Regions from separate parts of the Homo sapiens genome. Here region 1 is linked to region 2. Evidence: chromatin loops called from intact Hi-C (ENCODE). Cell type or tissue: heart left ventricle. All regions are shown on one strand. Each heading gives the region's core, and the rest is flanking DNA. Links, peaks and the distances in the headings are about the cores only.

Region 1 (8,405 bases), core at 166-8,165, 49 kb before region 2:
TTTAAATGAAGACACCTAACGGTTTGAAACCTTCTGGCTCTGAGAAGAGGAAGAGGGTCCCCAGATACAGGTTTCAATTCCTTACCATTTAGTCTGGTTCCATTGATCAGGGGTTCAGTTTTCTCACCTTAAAATAAGAGGATTAGAACAGATAATTTCTAAAATTATTTTTACCACCCCTTTTCTCTTTTCTTTCTTTAATTCCTGTGGCGTTCTCTGCAGTTTATATGTCCCTAATTTTTATGAAAATACTTAAAGCTTTACTTAAATAGGTTCAAGTGTGGGCAGATTTCAAGAGCTTAATTATCTAGGATTTTCTACTTGAAAGTGAGATTTTAAATTATCATTGAGACCTTACTTTAGGTCCTACATAAATTTCTCTAAAATTTTATAAGCATATGTTACTCTTGACTAGTAACAACAGGAAAGAAAATTAATCCAGTGTGATTTCTCTTGTTTTAATAATTGCTACTTTAAAAAAGCTTGTGTATACCTTTTGTATGTTGGGTGTTTTTTTTTTTTTTTTTTTTTTTTTTTTTTGAGACAGAGTCTTGCTCTGTCACCCAGGCTGGAGTACAGTGGCATGATCTCAGCTCACTGCAACCTCCGCTTCCCAGGTTCAAGCGATTCTCGAGCCTCAGCCTCTCGAGTAGCTGGGACTTCAGGTGCCCGTCACCGTGCCCAGCTAATTTTTGTATTTTTAGTAGAGACAGGGTTTCACCATATTGGCCAGGCTGGTCTCGAACTCCTGACCTTGTGATCCACCCACCTTGGCCTCCAAAAGTGCTGGGATTACAGGTGTGAGCCACCACGCCCAGCCATGTCGGGTGCTTTCTCTCACTGGTTGTTAAACTTGGCTGCATGTTTGAATAGCTAGAGATTTTTAAAAAATACTGATGCTTGGGCCTCACCTTCAGAGATTTAGATACAATTATTGGGTCCCAGAATATTTTTAAAGATAGTATTGTCATAAGTATTTAGTTTACGTTGCACTTCAAAAAAAATTGTAGATTTAACTTTTATGTCTAATATTTAAGGTTTTGAATTATTTGTGAATGAAAAAACTCTAAAACAGAGAAGTGGTACCTTTTCATTTTAGGTGTACTGCCTCAGCTAAAGGATGTGTGTGTGTCTTGACTCCCCATCCCCCATGCGTACACCTCTTATCTGCTGAGCTAGATGGGATGGCCTTTCTGCTTGTCTCTCATCTATGGGGCATTACACATAGTTGTCCTTTTCCAGTTGGTTTTTTAGGATTATTTGGTGTCATTTTGTCAAATCTATGCCATTGGTTTTTAAATGCATCATTCTTTTTTTTTAAATGTCTCTACAAAAGAGATAACACCACCGATTAAGTTGACTTCCTTTTTCAGGAGATGTGAAAATGTGAAAAAGGTACTTGGAATCGGTGAAATATGCTTATAATTTTTTATTTAAAAAAAGTTTGTGGGTACATAGTAAGTGTATATATTTATGGGGTACCTGAGATGTTTTGATACAGGCATGCAATGTGAAATAAGCACATCATCGAGAATGGGGTGTCCATCCGCTCAAGTGTTTATCCTTCAAGTTTCAAATAATCCATAAAATACACTACTCTTTATTTTTCTCATCTAGGTATTTTTTAAAAAATAACAAATCTACATAGGTTTTTTTTCTAAGTTTGTGTTTGCATAATCATTTTGTGTGTATGAAAAAATTGAGATAGCTTTCTATTCAATCTCCTTAGTTGTAGAAATATGACTAATTTGTTTAAACATCATTGCTTCTAAATATGCCCTGGAGGACTTACATACAAGTCATAATCTTGTGATATTCTTTGTTAGTTTGTCTCATTATGCGGAAAGCCTTATTTATTTTTTGTGTGTGCATATGTATGCATATTTGTGTGTACTCATACAGACACACACACTCTGTATGTGTGAGTGTATATTTGCCAGTGCTACCACTTCCGTGTGTTCTGCTTTGTCTAACCTTTTGGTAAAGTCTACACTTTGGGTTTTAAATAATTTTAAGGTTTCCATTGTTCACGTGTTTGCTGTTGTAGCATTATCCTATTAAAAACTACATAACCCAGTTCAGCAATCTAAATGTGCTTCTAACTTTATATGGAAACTATTTAGCTTTCTTTACTTACCGTCTCCCCGACTCCACTCCCCACTCCCCCAACCTCTTTTTTTTTCCTACAGTGTTAACCAAGAGAGATATATTACCTTTGGATCTAGCCCATCTACCTCTAGATACTTCACTTGCATAATAACTAATTTAAATTTATTCCAGATGTACAAGAAGTATTTGAGATTTGGTAGTTTTAATTTTGGAAATGCTTTTAAAATGTTATCCTAGATTAGTAGGTGATTTTTCTTCCATGAAAATGTATATTTATTTAAAACCTGCGGTAGCTAATTAAACTTGAAATACCCTAAGTCCTCATGTAATGTTGTGGATAGGTTCTTGGAAACTGTAAGTGAAACATATAACAGGTCCTTGAGTTGCGTTGTTTCCTTCGATGTGGATTTGTTACAGCATTGATGAGGGGAAAAACGGTTATGCGTTATTTCACTCAAAGTTGCAGCTTCCAGGAACCTGTGGATGACGTTATGTGAGGGCTTACTGTATTTCTCTGGTTTTCAGTAAGTTAAAAGGTAGCAGAATCTAATATTTTCATTCTCCCCATCAGTAGAGGAGCTGGTGATATCCACTTGTGGATACTCAGTCCCTGTCTGATCACCAGGTTTGATGAATTGGCCGCTCACTTTAGAGGGTCTGTCAGGCTTCTTCATGTTCACAAATGACTGGAAATAAAAAGGAATACCTTTTACATCACCAACTCTCTAAGTACCTATATAACATTTCGGTTTGTTTTGGCTGCCAATTCCTCTTCACAAAAATCGCTGGTTTTGCAGCCATAGGTGGCCTCCTGGCTCTGTGTGGTTTTCTCCCTTTACTGGCTCACTCTTCATGCCCATATTGCTGTAGACCTCTCTTAGAAGCCTCACCCCTTCACTCCCCACTCCTTTTGCATTTGGGTTTCTGTGTGTATGTATGGGGTACTTAACGCCTTCTAAGTAGTAGCGCAGTGCCTGGCAAAATTGTCAGAATCAGGATCAGAATCAGACTGCCTTTGCTGTGTTTCCACGGGTGTGTTGCATTGCTTCCTGTCCGTTCTCCATCCATTGCCCATTCTCCGTACCCTTCATGTCCTCAACTACTCCCTGTCTTCACCTCCTGTTTCCTGTTTTTTCTCCTGTTTCTGCCACTCACATTCTCCATGGGAAGGGCTTTTTTTTTTTTTTTTCTTCAAACCTGGTATTTTTGGAGAGAAGGTTTTGACATTGGGGCTGTCTTTTAAGAGCCCTTCCCCTGATAGCAGAGGGGAACGTGCTCAACTTACAAAGTTTCTGAAAAAAATCACACTTCTTCTTTTCACGGGACCCCTGTTTGAAATTTGCAACAAATTAAATGCTTAGGAATCCAGGTGCCTAGGAGCCCTGCTATTTCAGCTCTTTCCCCTTAATCATGTTGGTTTACATGAGGATTGATTTTGGACTCACTGGGCCAGCTACGTGAAATGTGGTATTGTCATTGTCTCTTTGCACAGAACAATTCATTTGCTGCTTGTCGTGAATCCATCCTGTGAGGTATTATGATGACATCTGGCATGGCTTCTTTGTTTACTGTGTTTACCGTATGTGTTTAGAAGGAAAAAGGCCTGTAGTGACCACTTTTCTGTGTCGGCCCCTGGGTCAGGTTTTCCATCCTGACTCATGGGTGTCGGGACCGCTGAGATTGGTTGATGGGGTGTGCAGAATTTCCTCTGTCGGGCTTGGGAGCCAGAAAGCCACGATGAAGTTTGATTTGGCTTGTGGCAGCCTTTTCCAAATGTGAATTTGGATACAGTACAGTAAGCCCTCTAAGAAAAGGAGAAGAAGAGAAAATAATAACTCTAGAGCTGGGAATATCTGGGGAACATTGAAAAACGGGGAAAGTCTCAAAGATAGTATTCTGTGTCTCCCCTGAGCTGGTGTTGCTGTAGTGCTCAGAGGCCAGCCTTTTTTTCCAAGCCGAGTGCTCCCTGCACTTGGGAGAAACCACAGAGGCGGCCTCTGTCCTGCATGTGCTGCACGCTGCCTTGCTCCAGACTGTCTTGAATGTGACCTGGCAGCCAGTGCTGTTTCCTGCTGACGTGGCCTCCCACAACTGAGCAGAACAGAGCCACCTCAGTGTACTGAGGAAGGAGCAGGCTGGGGGCATGAATCACCAGCGGGATACGGAACAAATTCAGAGGGGAAAGCGCCTAACTATTCAGGTTTCCTGGTAGATATACTTAAAAGACACCTTTCTTATAGGAAGGAAGGAGGAGGAAGAAAAACAGGAGTGAAGAATGCCTCAAGAGTCAAACAGTGATTTGTTTGGCCCTAGGAAGGATTTCTTATCAGCAGGAGTTACCTTCTGGGGTAAGCCCCAGTCTGTCTCAAACATCTGAGAGGATGCTTTGAGGAGGCCAGACTGGACTGCAGCCTTCACAGCCACACTGTTGCACAGGTTGGTGGCGATGTGAGCTCTTAGCCCTATCCTGCAGACAGGTAGTAAAGAAACAAAAACCTAAACCAAAAGACTAGAGTTTGTGTCTTGGTGGAAAAAGTTCCCTCAACTTGGTAGGAACTGGAGAAAAGGACTCTGAGAAACTGCTCAGGAGCAAATCCTGTGGCCTAGTTTTCCCTTCAGTGCTGTCAGCTTCCCGCTTGATGCTCGATAAGCGCTTGTTTCAGCCACTACTGAATATTTTTTGAGTTTGCTTATTTGAAGGCATCCAGGACAGCTCCTTGTTACTGTCTTCTAATAGGCCCCCCAAAAGTCATAGTATCACAGAATTTTAGAGTGAGATGGGACTTTAATTGTAATCTGATCGAGACCGTTAATGGTTTCTTTTTTTTTGAGACAGAGTCTTGCTCTGTCACCAGGCTGGAGTGCAATGTTGCAATCTTGGTGCACTGCAACCTCCACCTTCTGGGTTCAAGCCATTCTCCTGCCTCAGCCTCCCGAGTAGCTGGGACTACAGGTGCGTGCCACCATGCCCAGCTAATTTTTGTATTTTTAGTAGAGACGGGGTTTCACCATGTTGGCCAGGATGGTCCTGACCTCGTGATCCGCCGTCCTCCGCCTCCCAAAGTGCTGGGATTACAGTCATGAGCCACCGTGCCCAGGCTATGGTTTCTTCTAAGAAGTGATCGTAGAACTTTGTCTTCAGTTACTCCCACCTGAAAGCCCACTGTACAAAACGTGCAGGTGGAGCTGACTGAGGGCAGAGAGGCCGGAGCCCAGCTGCTCATCTTTCTTTTAGTAGTGGCCCTGGAAACTCTTCCCCTGACCATTCCACACTCCCGCATACTTAATTGAGAAACCACTGATGAAATCTACAACCTTAATTTTATAGGTGAGGGAATTTTACCTTTGGTAGGGTCACGGTGTTAGGTCATTATGATAACTTTCAAGGTGCCTGGGAATAAAAGTTTTATAACTTTAATCTGTCTCCTGCTTTTGAGCCTTCGTGATCTCTCCAGGAGCTGCTGTAATGGCTTCCCACCCTGCGTGGGAACAAGTGGGGTGCTGGTGGGACAAGTCGGGGGCTGGTGATGTACTCTATGTGTTTGTAGGTCAGAGCTGGAAACCACAGAGAACAGCCCAGGTGGTTTCATTAGTCTAGGTGTGAGGTCACTGGGGGGCGGCAGTAGGATTGGAGATGGAGGGAAGCTTTGAAAGGAAGAGCCCTTAGCATTTTAAAGTATGGTTAAGTTTTTAAGTTACAGAAACTGGATATGGAAAATTACCAAGAGAACTTAGTCAAAGATGATCCTCAAATACCCAGCCAAAGTCATAGGGAGAATGTGGAGACTGTCTGACTTAGATAGTGGAAAATCTTTCTCAGTTTTCTTTGTTTAAGCTTCAGTAAGTCCCTCTCGTGGAGGATTCTTCTTTGGAGATAGGAAAGCAGTTTGATTCCCTGATTCTCTTTACAGCTGTGGCATCCCAATCTGATTGTTGGATGAGTTTTGGTATATGGTGTAACCCTTAGTTCCTGGTGTGTCAGTTGTCTACACAATTCACTTGCATTTGTTTTCTGGATTGTTCAGCCTAGATTATGGAACAGAACCAAGGCAGATTCAGGTCTGTCATACTGACCTCATTCCTGGTTCAGCACTGACTTTCCTGCATAGCCTCAAGTCTAGTAGGTAGGTGGACTTGTGATTACAAACAGATTTTGGAAATCATTTACATTGGCCAGGTTTTCCAGTGTTTTCCCCTTTCCTGGAAGCCATTTTCTCCTATTGCTCGCCTCTAACTCAGTCAACAGAAGCCTCTGCCCAGGGCAAACAATTTTGTAAGAAAAGAGAGCAAAATAGGAGTGAATGGAGAGGATGGGATATTAAATATGTAATAGGCCTATTTCCATTTTCAGTAAAGTCACTTGATTTCCTTTAAAGAGGCTCTGATTTTCTTGAACCATGCCTTGGTGGAATTAGAAAGTTACCCACATCATTTATGGTATTTTGTTGTTACTGTTGTAGGCTGGATTTGTACTTGGTCCGGGACTAGAAGGGGAGAAACAGCCTTATCTGTTAATCCGTTGCAGTGGCAGAAGAGCTGTATATGTAACTATATGCTTTTTTCCTCAACTTATACTGGAAAAAGAAAAAAAATTGCCCAGAGACTCTTTTTCTAAATGGTTTTGGTAAATGTATTCTTCAAATACAACTGCGAGTAGGAGGCCATGTCAGTGGGGGGTGATCATTCTTTTGTGTGATGGTAATGAGATAATTTCTGCATTACAGATTTTCAGGAGACTCTTTGTTTAAATGAAACTTCAGAGCCCTCACAAAGCCTCACAAGTCTCTTTGCCTTATTAAAAAAAGTTTTTATTAATCTCATGTGTTTTGCCATCATCAATTGCATAAACAAATAAAATTGTTTTGAGCAATAGAACTAAGGCTGTCATTTGTTTGGCATCCTGTCCTCTCTCCTTTTTCTCAAATACAATTTGACAAAATCTGGCTCCGAGTTGCTGTTGTTCCCACCATTAGCCATCGGCTCCAAGTGGCCATTCCCTCTGGTCTTGGATGGAGGCAAGAGGAAGTGTGCGCAAGACATAGCCAGGCAGGTTGCTGCCTGAAGGCTGGCAGCCGCTTTCACATGGGCTGGCAGGGATCTGCAGCCAGCAAGTGACTGGCACAGGAATTTCCGTTGCGTTGCAAGAAGGAACCAGGTAGGCCTGAGGGTGTCAAGTTGCTAGCCAAGATCTTCAACGTTTCTTTGTATGTATCCTTTGCTAATTGAACCTGGAAAACCTAACCATGAAAGGGATCTACAGAGAAAAGTGGCTAGTGCTGAGTTTTGAAGTTTTTTTTTTTTTTTTTTCCCCACTGTCTGCTCTCTAAAGCAACCAGTATTTATTTGGTTAAAAAGCAGCTAATTAATCTGTTTGATCTTGATGTGGAAATGAACCGTATCGAATTCCAGGTCAAATCACTTATCCTTGTAGAATGTTTTTTTAACCTTTTGAGGTGTGTTTCATCAGATTACGGACTATCAGAAGTTTACTTGTCCTCAATATTCCGGTCTGCATGGTGACATGGCTATTGTTCTAATAACAGTGCTTTTAAGTATAAACCTAATATTGTCTACAAAAAGAAAAGTCACATTTATCAATGGACTGTGAAAAGTTGTAAGGGGATTGTGTAACTTAATTATACAAGCAGTGTCATATATGATACTATTCTTGAAAAATACCTTGCCATCTGGTCCCATTTATCTGAGATGAGATCTGTTGTTATTTTTCTTTTTCTCTTCTTAAGTTTCGCTAAGCTGCCAGCAAATATTATTTTCCTTATTTTAAACATGAAGAAACAAAGGTCCAGATAGGCCAACTAACTTATCCAAAGTAGTGGTAGAGCCAGAACATGAACCCAAGATGGTACCAAAGCTCCTGGTATTTTTTTTTTCAAACTTTTATTTTGAAATAATCATGAATTTTTAAGGAGTGGCAAAAAATGTGCAGGGAAGTTCCATGTATCTTTCACTTAGTTTTGCCTCATGGTAACATCTTGCATAACTATATTTTAATATAAAAATCAGGAATAGACATGAGTACAGTCCACGGAACTCATTCAGATTTGTAATAATCACTACCATAATTAAAATATGGAGTGGTTCTAGCACCAAAAGGCTCTCTTGTGCTAGCCCATTATAGCCACTCCCCTTTCTTCCTGCTATCCCTAACTCCTAGTAACCACCCATCTGTTCTCCATCTCTAAATTATTTCAATAGTGTCATGTAAATGAAATCTCACAGGATATAAGTTTTTGAGATTGGCTGTTTTCTCAGCCTAATTTCTTTGAGATCCATTT
Region 2 (8,405 bases), core at 369-8,368:
TGTTACAATTCAATGGGTTATATATAATACATTACTATTTTTTTAATGCTCAAAATTCCTTTAACCCATCTTATGTGTGCTTTTAACATGTCCTCTTCATTCTTTGAGCACATCTTTTCTGGTTCAAAGAGATGTTTCATATTCATCTTGTACTTTTCCTGCCTTAGTCCTGAATGAGCCATTTCTCTAAGAAGTCCTGGCTTCTTTTTTAATAGAGAATCGTATTTAGAAGCCAAGATCTGTGGGGGGGTACATGTGCCTGTTAGTATTGCAGTTGTGCCTCTCCAAAACTCTTAGTGGATAGAGCTGGAGAATACTTGAATGTATGTATGAATATACTTGGACACTCACCATAGGTAATACACATGCATAAAAACACATATTTATTTTTACATCTTACTATGTAGTTTGATATCAAGGAGTTTACACTGATACCTCCAATTCTGATCCAACACTCAAGGGGTTGTTCTAATTCTTTCTATATTTGTAAAACTTCTACCATTTCTATGACAGAAATCTGACACGTGTACATGTAACCAGCCTCTCAGTGCATCTTTCCCTCACACCCTAGGCTCTGATACCTGATGTCAGACTGCCATCGTAGGTGATGTCTTCCTCCTGACTGTTTTCCACATTGCATAACAGGCCATTCTTTTATGTGGATACTCCATGTTGCGCTGTTCCCACATCTAGACATCTTCCTTATCCCACTCCTGACTCCCCATATCAAGCTGACCCCCTAAGCCTGGGATATCTACCTTGGAGGTAGGGAATAGGAACAGGAAGAAGAAGAAGAGCTCTTTTCTTTTCCATTTCCTTGATAAGGTCTCATTCTGTCACCCAGGCTGGAGTGCAGTGGTGTGATCATGGCTCTCTGCAGCCTTGGACTCCTGGGCTTAAAGTGATTCTCTTGCCTCAGCCTCCCGAGTAGCTGGAACTACAGGTGTGCACCACCATGCCTGGGTGATATTTAAATTTTTTTTGTAGATACAGGGTCTCACTTTGTTGCCCAGGCTGGTCTTAAACTCCTGGCCTCAAATGATCCTTCCTCCTCAGCCTCCCAAAGTGCTGGGATTATAGGTGTAAGCCACCATGCTTGGCCCATTTTCATTTTTAATATTCCAAGGGAAGCTGTTTAGAATATTTTATTTTATTTTTTATTTTTTTTTTTTTGAGACGGAGTCTCGCTGTCGCCCAGGCTGGAGTGCAGTGGCGCGATCTCGGCTCTCTGCAGGCTCCGCCTCCCGGGTTCACGCCATTCTCCTGCCTCAGCCTCCCGAGTAGCTGGGACTACAGGCGCCCGCCACCTCGCCTGGCTAATTTTTTGTATTTTTAGTAGAGACGGGGTTTCACCGTGTTAGCCAGGATGGTCTCGATCTCCTGACCTCGTGATCCGCCCGCCTCGGCCTCCCAAAGTGCTGGGATTACAGGTGTGAGCCACCGCGCCCGGCTAGAATATTTTATTTTTGAAAACACTATTGAACTTACCAAGGAAAATGTTATGTATACAGTTAAATCCTTTCTTAATGTCATCAATAGGTTCTTGGAAACTGCTATTTTAAGCAAAATGATGTATAATGAAACTAATTTTACCATAGGCTAATTGATATAAATAGAATTAAATTCCTGTGGCATATTTTAGGCCCCCAAAACATCACCAAACTTCTAAACAAAGACCCCAAACATTTCTAATGGTAAACATGGAAATAAATGTGAGCTATACACACATTTAAGAAAGATTGATAAAAACAAGGAAGACAATTATTTACCCAGTGAGTGAGTGACAGCAGTCATGGTGGTGGCAGGTTAAATTAAGGAATAAATGTTTGCGAAGTGAAAATTGTGAGGAACATCTCCTGCCACCACACAGTTTACAAACAAACAATAAATATGGTGGGTTCTCTGCGCGCTTTTGTGTTTCGTGCATTTGTATGGTTACCATATACTTTACACATTTCTGTTTTACAATACTTTGTATTCATTCATTCATTCATTCATTCATTCATTCTCTAACCCATTATTCCAGTTCAGTGTTGCGGGGGCCAGAGCCTATCCTGATATTACAAGGAACAGATGGAACCCACCCTGGACAGGATGTCATTCCATCACAGGGCACACTCAAACACATACCCACACTCACTTAGACTGGACAGTTTAGACACACCAGTGCACCTAATGTGCACATCTTTCAGATGTGAGAGGAAACTGGAGTACCTAGAGAAAACCCACACAGACATGAGGAGAAGAGAACGGGGAAACTCCACACAGAGGCCTTGGCCAGGAGTCAATTTTGTTTTCTCTTATCAATGTTATCATGAAATGATGTTGAATGAAACGTTATTCAAAGACCTGCTGTATACAGAAGGTCCCCAATGGTTAGACTTGTGATTTTTTGGCTTTATAATGGTGCAAATGTGATATGCATTTGGCAAAAACCATATGAGTACCCGTGCAAACCATTCTGTTTTTCACTTTCAGTACAGTATTCAATAAATTACATGAGTTATTCAATACTTTATTATAAAATAGTGTTTATGTTAGATGCGTTCACCCAACTGTAGGCTAATGTAAGTGTTCTGAGTGTGTTTAAGCCAGGCTAGGCTAAGCTATGATGTTTGGTAGGTTAGGTGTATTAAATGCAATTTTGACAAGATATTTGCAACTTATGCTGGGTTTATCAGAATGTAACCCCCCTCTTAAGTGGAGGAGCATCTGTAATTGTTTTTGTCATTTGAGCCGTAGTTTAAACAAATGAATGCAATGGTATATTCCCTCAGATAAGTGACCTAGCTTGAAAAATAAAACTGTACCTGAAAACTAGGTAAAAATGGATCTTGTTGTTTGGGAGGGGAAAGAGAATTTGAAGCGTTTTCTCAAAAGGGTACCCAGCACCCGAGTACCTTTCTTTTGTTTAATTTTTAACAAAAGAGCTATCTTTGTGGCAATTGTTTTCAATATCTCTGCCGTACACATATGTGGGCAGAAAGCTAGAGTTTGAATAACACTTGTTAATGGAAACCAACTTCTTTATGGATTTGTTTGAACAGTGGTTCAGAATTTTTATGCTTACTATCTTATTCCTGTTTGAATACTTGGCCAGCCATATTCTCAGAGCTCCCTGCCCCAGCCAGCCTCTCTAATGGCTCCTACGGTGAAGTTCTGTTAGCGCTTCCATTGGAAACCTACCAGAATGGCTGGGTTCTGGCATGGTGCCCTCTCACGAAAGCTGCAGCCCCAGTGGGGGAAGCGCAGGGTGGAGTTTTTCCACCCTGCTTCTGGCTGCTCTCCAGACCCTGGAGTGTCTGTGAGGTTTTTTTTCCTCTTTTCTTTCTCCCATAACAACAAACAAACAATAACACTACTACTTGGACATATTAGGGACATGGGATATGCGTGCGTACGTGCGGTGGAGTGGGCCTTTTAGTTAGCTCCCCAGCAGTGTTCTTCTGCCACTGGGCTCTTTTGTTCAGTGTGACCTCATGAGAAGTGGTAGCAGTACTGTAAGCTCTAGAGGATTTCCCTATCATGGGCCTTTTATTTCCCTGTGGTTGTCTAAGCAAAGCAATGGGAATCTCCTGGTGGGTATTAACTATCTTTCTAGACCATTCTTTGCACGAAATGCTGACTTAATGAGAGTCTGAGTCACCCTTAGCAATTTCTCCAACTCCAGACCATGGCGTGTTACAAGATGGCAGCTGTTTAGTGGATATCAGAATAGCCTTCATGTTTTCATGGCAGGGTTACCAGATTTAGGAAATAAATTTACGGGATGCCCAGTTAAAGTTGAATTTCAGATATACAGCATTTTTTTAGTGTAATTGTGTCCCATGCAGTACTTGGGATATGCTGGTATGAAAAGTTATTTGCTGTGTTTTTGAAATTCAACTTTATCTGGGTGTGCTCTTTTATCTGGCAGCTCTACTTCGTGCATTTTTGCATGATGTAATAACTTGGATACATGTTGTACTTAGAATATTATGTATATATGATTAGTTCCTAAAAAGTGACTGGCTTCACAAATAAACCCTTGAGTGCATGAAATTTTGAGCTCCTTAAAAGGCAACTGCAGTTGAGCTGGCAAATCACATATGCCAGATTTCCAGACTGAGTTGAGTCGGCCATCATGAGGCAGGAACTTGAAGTTACATCATCTAGAATTTCCCGGTACCCTTTTTTTCCTCCCTCTCTTTAATGACTCTTTATTTGTAAGTTAGAAATTTGGGCTAAGCATTCCCTGCAAAAAGGCGTCTTTCCTTTATTCATTGAAAAACACAGAAATCTTTAGTCTTAAGCAATACAGACTGGTCTGTATGAGGTTGTATTTGTGCATGTAGAAAGAAAAAGTAAGAATTTTATAAAGCCTTCTGCCTTGCTTTGGCTTTTTTTCGGCCAGTATTTCCTTTTGTGTATTCTACAAGAAGACCAGAGAACTACACATGATAGTAGTAAAGATCCCTCCCGTCCCCTGTTAGATACTTTCTGTCATATCCTTTGACACACTTGATTCAACTAACACCCCCTTGTAAGGGCAAGTGGTTATTCCTAATTTTGTAAGTTAGAAATTCTCCAAACGGAACAGTGTATTGGTCTCTTTCCCAAAGGATGCAAGATTTGTCTTCTTATAAAGTCTTAAGAATGGTCTCATTAACCATCTGTTATTGAATGAGTAGATTCCCGTGTAGACCCTTCTGTTCTCAGGGCGGTCATTCCACCTTCCCCTGAGTCTCTGGTCCATGACCCCTGGAAGAGATTGCCTGAAAGCACATTCATAATTTTGCTCCACATTCATGATTTGGCTTAAACAAAATTAAGAATTATTACTTGAGCCTTTTTAATAGTTTGCTGCGGGTGTGGCACACTTTTTCTGTAAAGGGCAAGATGGTAAATAACATGCTTTGCAGACATACAGTCTCTGATGCATACTCTTTTACAACCCTTTAAAAATGTGACAACCATTTTTAGCTTGTGAGCTGTACCAAAGCCGGCCATGGGCTGGCAGTAGTTTTCCTGAGTGTTTGTCCTTAAAAACATATTACATGGGGAGTTCTGTGGATTCTGAAATTTACCCATTATTTTCGATATATATAGAAGTGGGAATGAATACTTAGCAATAAAAATATGTGACAAGCTGTGGGCACTCTAACATCCTGGAGGACATTGTCTCTCTCCCTGCCCCCCTTCCCCTGTGGCACTTACTCATATTTTTAAAAGGAGAATGTTGTAATTTCTTGTTAAAATTTTGGATTTTGTGTTAATGCTAAACAAAATGTCATTCTGATGGGTTTCTTTTGTCAGGTATGTAGGAGCAAGTGGTCAGATAGCAAATTCATGCCCAAAGGCGGGAGAAAGCAAGACAGGACATCGGTTTGTCTTCTCTTTGAATTTATTTATTTATGACATTGAGGATTTGGTGAAATTTTGGTATAACAGAACATCCTAGCCAGTTTTTCTATCTTTCTGAGCCATCAATTCTTAAGAAACTGCATAAGCATTTTATTTTGAAACCTTATGGGGAAGGATGTTACATTCACATAAGAATGAAACTCAATAGGAGGTTTGCCCTTTGATTTGCTTTATCTTTTCGCTGATTTTCTTTGAAAGATTATGCTTGGTGTTCTTCCAGATCGCAGTGGTAACAACAGGCAGGCTCCCAAAAGCACCTAAGGGGAGAGACATCCCATGAGAATCCATCATACATTTCATACCTTTCCAGCTGCTGCTCTTAGTGATTGGTGTAAAGCCATTCAGGCACCCCTTGTCTTTTATTACACAATGAAATTGGGGTATTTCCCGTCACTTTTTTTCCCTTCAGACTTTTACAAATGATTTTTGGGCCCGAATGTGATTGTGAATAGACAGACATAGCTTCTAAGAAAGCCGTTGGGACCCACTGAATTGTGACTGTCAGACAAAGGCATTTTGTTTAGAAGGCTTGTCCCAAAGTGGTGTTGGAGTCTGAAAGAAGGGCCGCCAGCGTCTCGTTCTTTCTGCTGTGAACTAATAGGAAAGCTGATGTTTGCTGAGTGGATGGCTGTACTCACTGTCCAAACAGATCTGTGTTTGCCAACTGTGAACATATTGCTGCCTCTGTGAGGCACTCCATCATGCCTTGAATGGATCCTCTTGTGTTCAGAATTTTCTGACTCAAAGCGAGGGAGAGAGAAATATTTCTTTCAGACTTCAGCATTCACTGTAGCATCCATAGTCTCATCAGACCTTTAGAAACCAAGCATGCACCGGAGACGCTTCTTAAGGAGAGTGAGAAAAGAGCAGAGAAAAAGGAATAAAGAGACAGCCCCATTGAAATGCCTTTATTCTGACCATTTGTGGCCAAGTTTTCATAAATAAACCAGGCTGCCTTGGCAAATAGAATTGTGAGAATATTTTTTATTTCTCCTGAGCAAAATAGAACTCTGAGTTTCCAACTCATGGTCCATTTCTGTGCATGTATACATACATGCACAGACAAAAATAAAAGCATAGAATACATTTATAATGTGTTATTAAATGGGTGACAGAGTTTTATTCCACCTGGATAATCCCTTAAGAAAAGGCTAATTGATACATATGAAGGAGTTTTGATTACTTTATAAACTGTCTCTTAGTTTTAGGGTTACAAACCTATTGTATATGAAAGGGTGAAAATAAAGTGGGTTTTTTTGTTGTTGTCAGTTTAGTCACTTTCTATAAGTTGACAGTAATAGTACCTTCTGGCAAAGTCTAGTATTCGCTGCATGAACTGCGGACAGAGCCCATGGAAAAGATGTGGCATTCCTTGCAATTACCCATTGTTTTGTGTGTTAAATTTCAGAAACCTTGGTTGAGTGGGTGGAAAAACAACATTGCTGATAATGAAACTCAGTGAGCACATGGCATGCACAGGACACTTACCATTCTGGTCTGTGTTGCTTATTGAGTACATGTTCAACACTGAACAGCTTCACTCGGCATTGTAGTGGAAATGGAGAGAGACGGGAAGGACAGAATGCTTTTGTGAGTGGAAAGGTAGATTTCTGTGTAGTTCTCTGCAGCAGTAAACCGTTGCCTGGCCTTAGTCAGTGAGAACTCAGTATTTATTTGCCTACCTGTAGTAAATGATTTTTTTGGCATATATAACCCATAAAAGTTTAAAACCAGAATTACCATCCCCCGCCCAGGCTACAGTATTTACCATTTGGTTGTCTGGGTATTCTTATCCAGGACTAACTGTACTCATGGAAAAATCTAGTTCTTTAAACTTACTGGAAATATAACAGGAATAGCAGGGACAGTTGGGGTAGGAGAGGGCCTGGCAACCATGGCTGCCATTGATGTAATAGTAATGATCTCAGCTAGCCCAGCTGGGAAGCCAACCATGTGCCAGGTACTCTTCTAAGTATTTTATATATGTTAACTAATTTCTTCCTCAGACAATCTTGTGAAATTGTTACCATTGCTTTCTTCATTTTACAGGTGAGGAAACCAAGGCACAGAGAAAGGTTTACTAACATGCCTAGGATCTCACAACTAGTCATTTGTGGAGTGTGGAATTGAAGTTAGAGGAGGATGGCCCCAGTATCTGCCACAATTACTACAGCACTACGGTTGGCGAGGGAAGAAATCTGCATTCTCCTTGTAGAGTTTTCTATTTATCTTTCCTTTATTTCTTGGAGTATGTGTATCATATCATATGGTTTTGGAAAAGTGTCTGAAGGTCATCAAAATCTAAGTACTAGGAGGCTAAGATCAGAAAGATAATGCATTCTGTAGGTAAAGAAGTTTGCTCCTCTTTGTTTTTGTCACAGAAAGAAGTTCCACATTTAATTAATTCCTGGTTATTATTATTATAAATTGGTTGAATTACATTGTGGTCTAGTAGATAGGGCTGGGTAATACATTTTGTTCAGAACTTAATTGAGAGCTTGATTTTAAACTTAAAGTCAACCATTATGAGGTATCTTAGTATAAAATCAGGATATTTATATGTAGTTAGATGCTAATATAAAAATATTCAATCATATTTCTTTATGATGATGGATTGAGCGGGGATATGTTTATATGTAAAGCTTGGAAGCAACATTTTTACAACCGTAGGGTAATAGTACTATTGCCTAGTGTAAGTAGCTTTTCTCAAGAGACTATAGGGATGATTGAAATTGGCCAGTTTCAGATGATTTTTATAGGAGTAATGTTTATTGCAGCTCATTAATGCCATGTTTAATAGTTACTGGTTATCTGAAATGTTGCCCTGAGTGGAAAGGGGGTCATATGGTTCCATTGCTAGAGGATTGGACCTAAAATGGTTTTGCGTGAATAATGTTGTTTGTAAGTTATTTCTTGGGATCCTATCTCAAAGAAAGTGTACTTGAAAGGCCAGGCGCGGTGGCTTATGCCTGTAATCCCAGCACTTTGGGAGGCCAAGGCTG

Evidence for each region. A loop is a pair of places that touch in the nucleus more often than their neighbours do. Peaks named below come from ENCODE experiments on the same cell type or tissue, not always from the same donor. Only the 100,000 strongest peaks of a DNase experiment are listed, where the experiment ranks them.
Region 1: a loop joins it to region 2, with 1.8 times the contacts of the local background. A loop is called at or near these places in 15 of 110 quality-filtered maps.

The regions. Positions count from the first base shown.
Region 1 is chr3:172,149,297-172,157,701 of GRCh38, forward strand. The region is part of intron 3 of FNDC3B (fibronectin type III domain containing 3B); the gene reads left to right. Among named protein-coding and RNA genes, the nearest start is that of FNDC3B, 110 kb to the left of the region's middle. RefSeq lists enhancers at 3,983-4,277, 3,990-4,079. In heart left ventricle, for the core only: no CTCF peak of the experiment used is centred there; DNase peaks (open chromatin) are centred at 3,775 and 4,155; H3K4me3 peaks cover 299 bases; H3K27ac peaks cover 2,927 bases.
Region 2 is chr3:172,198,027-172,206,431 of GRCh38, forward strand. The region is part of intron 3 of FNDC3B (fibronectin type III domain containing 3B); the gene reads left to right. Among named protein-coding and RNA genes, the nearest start is that of FNDC3B, 160 kb to the left of the region's middle. In heart left ventricle, for the core only: a CTCF peak has its summit at 4,143; a DNase peak (open chromatin) is centred at 3,205; H3K27ac peaks cover 4,421 bases.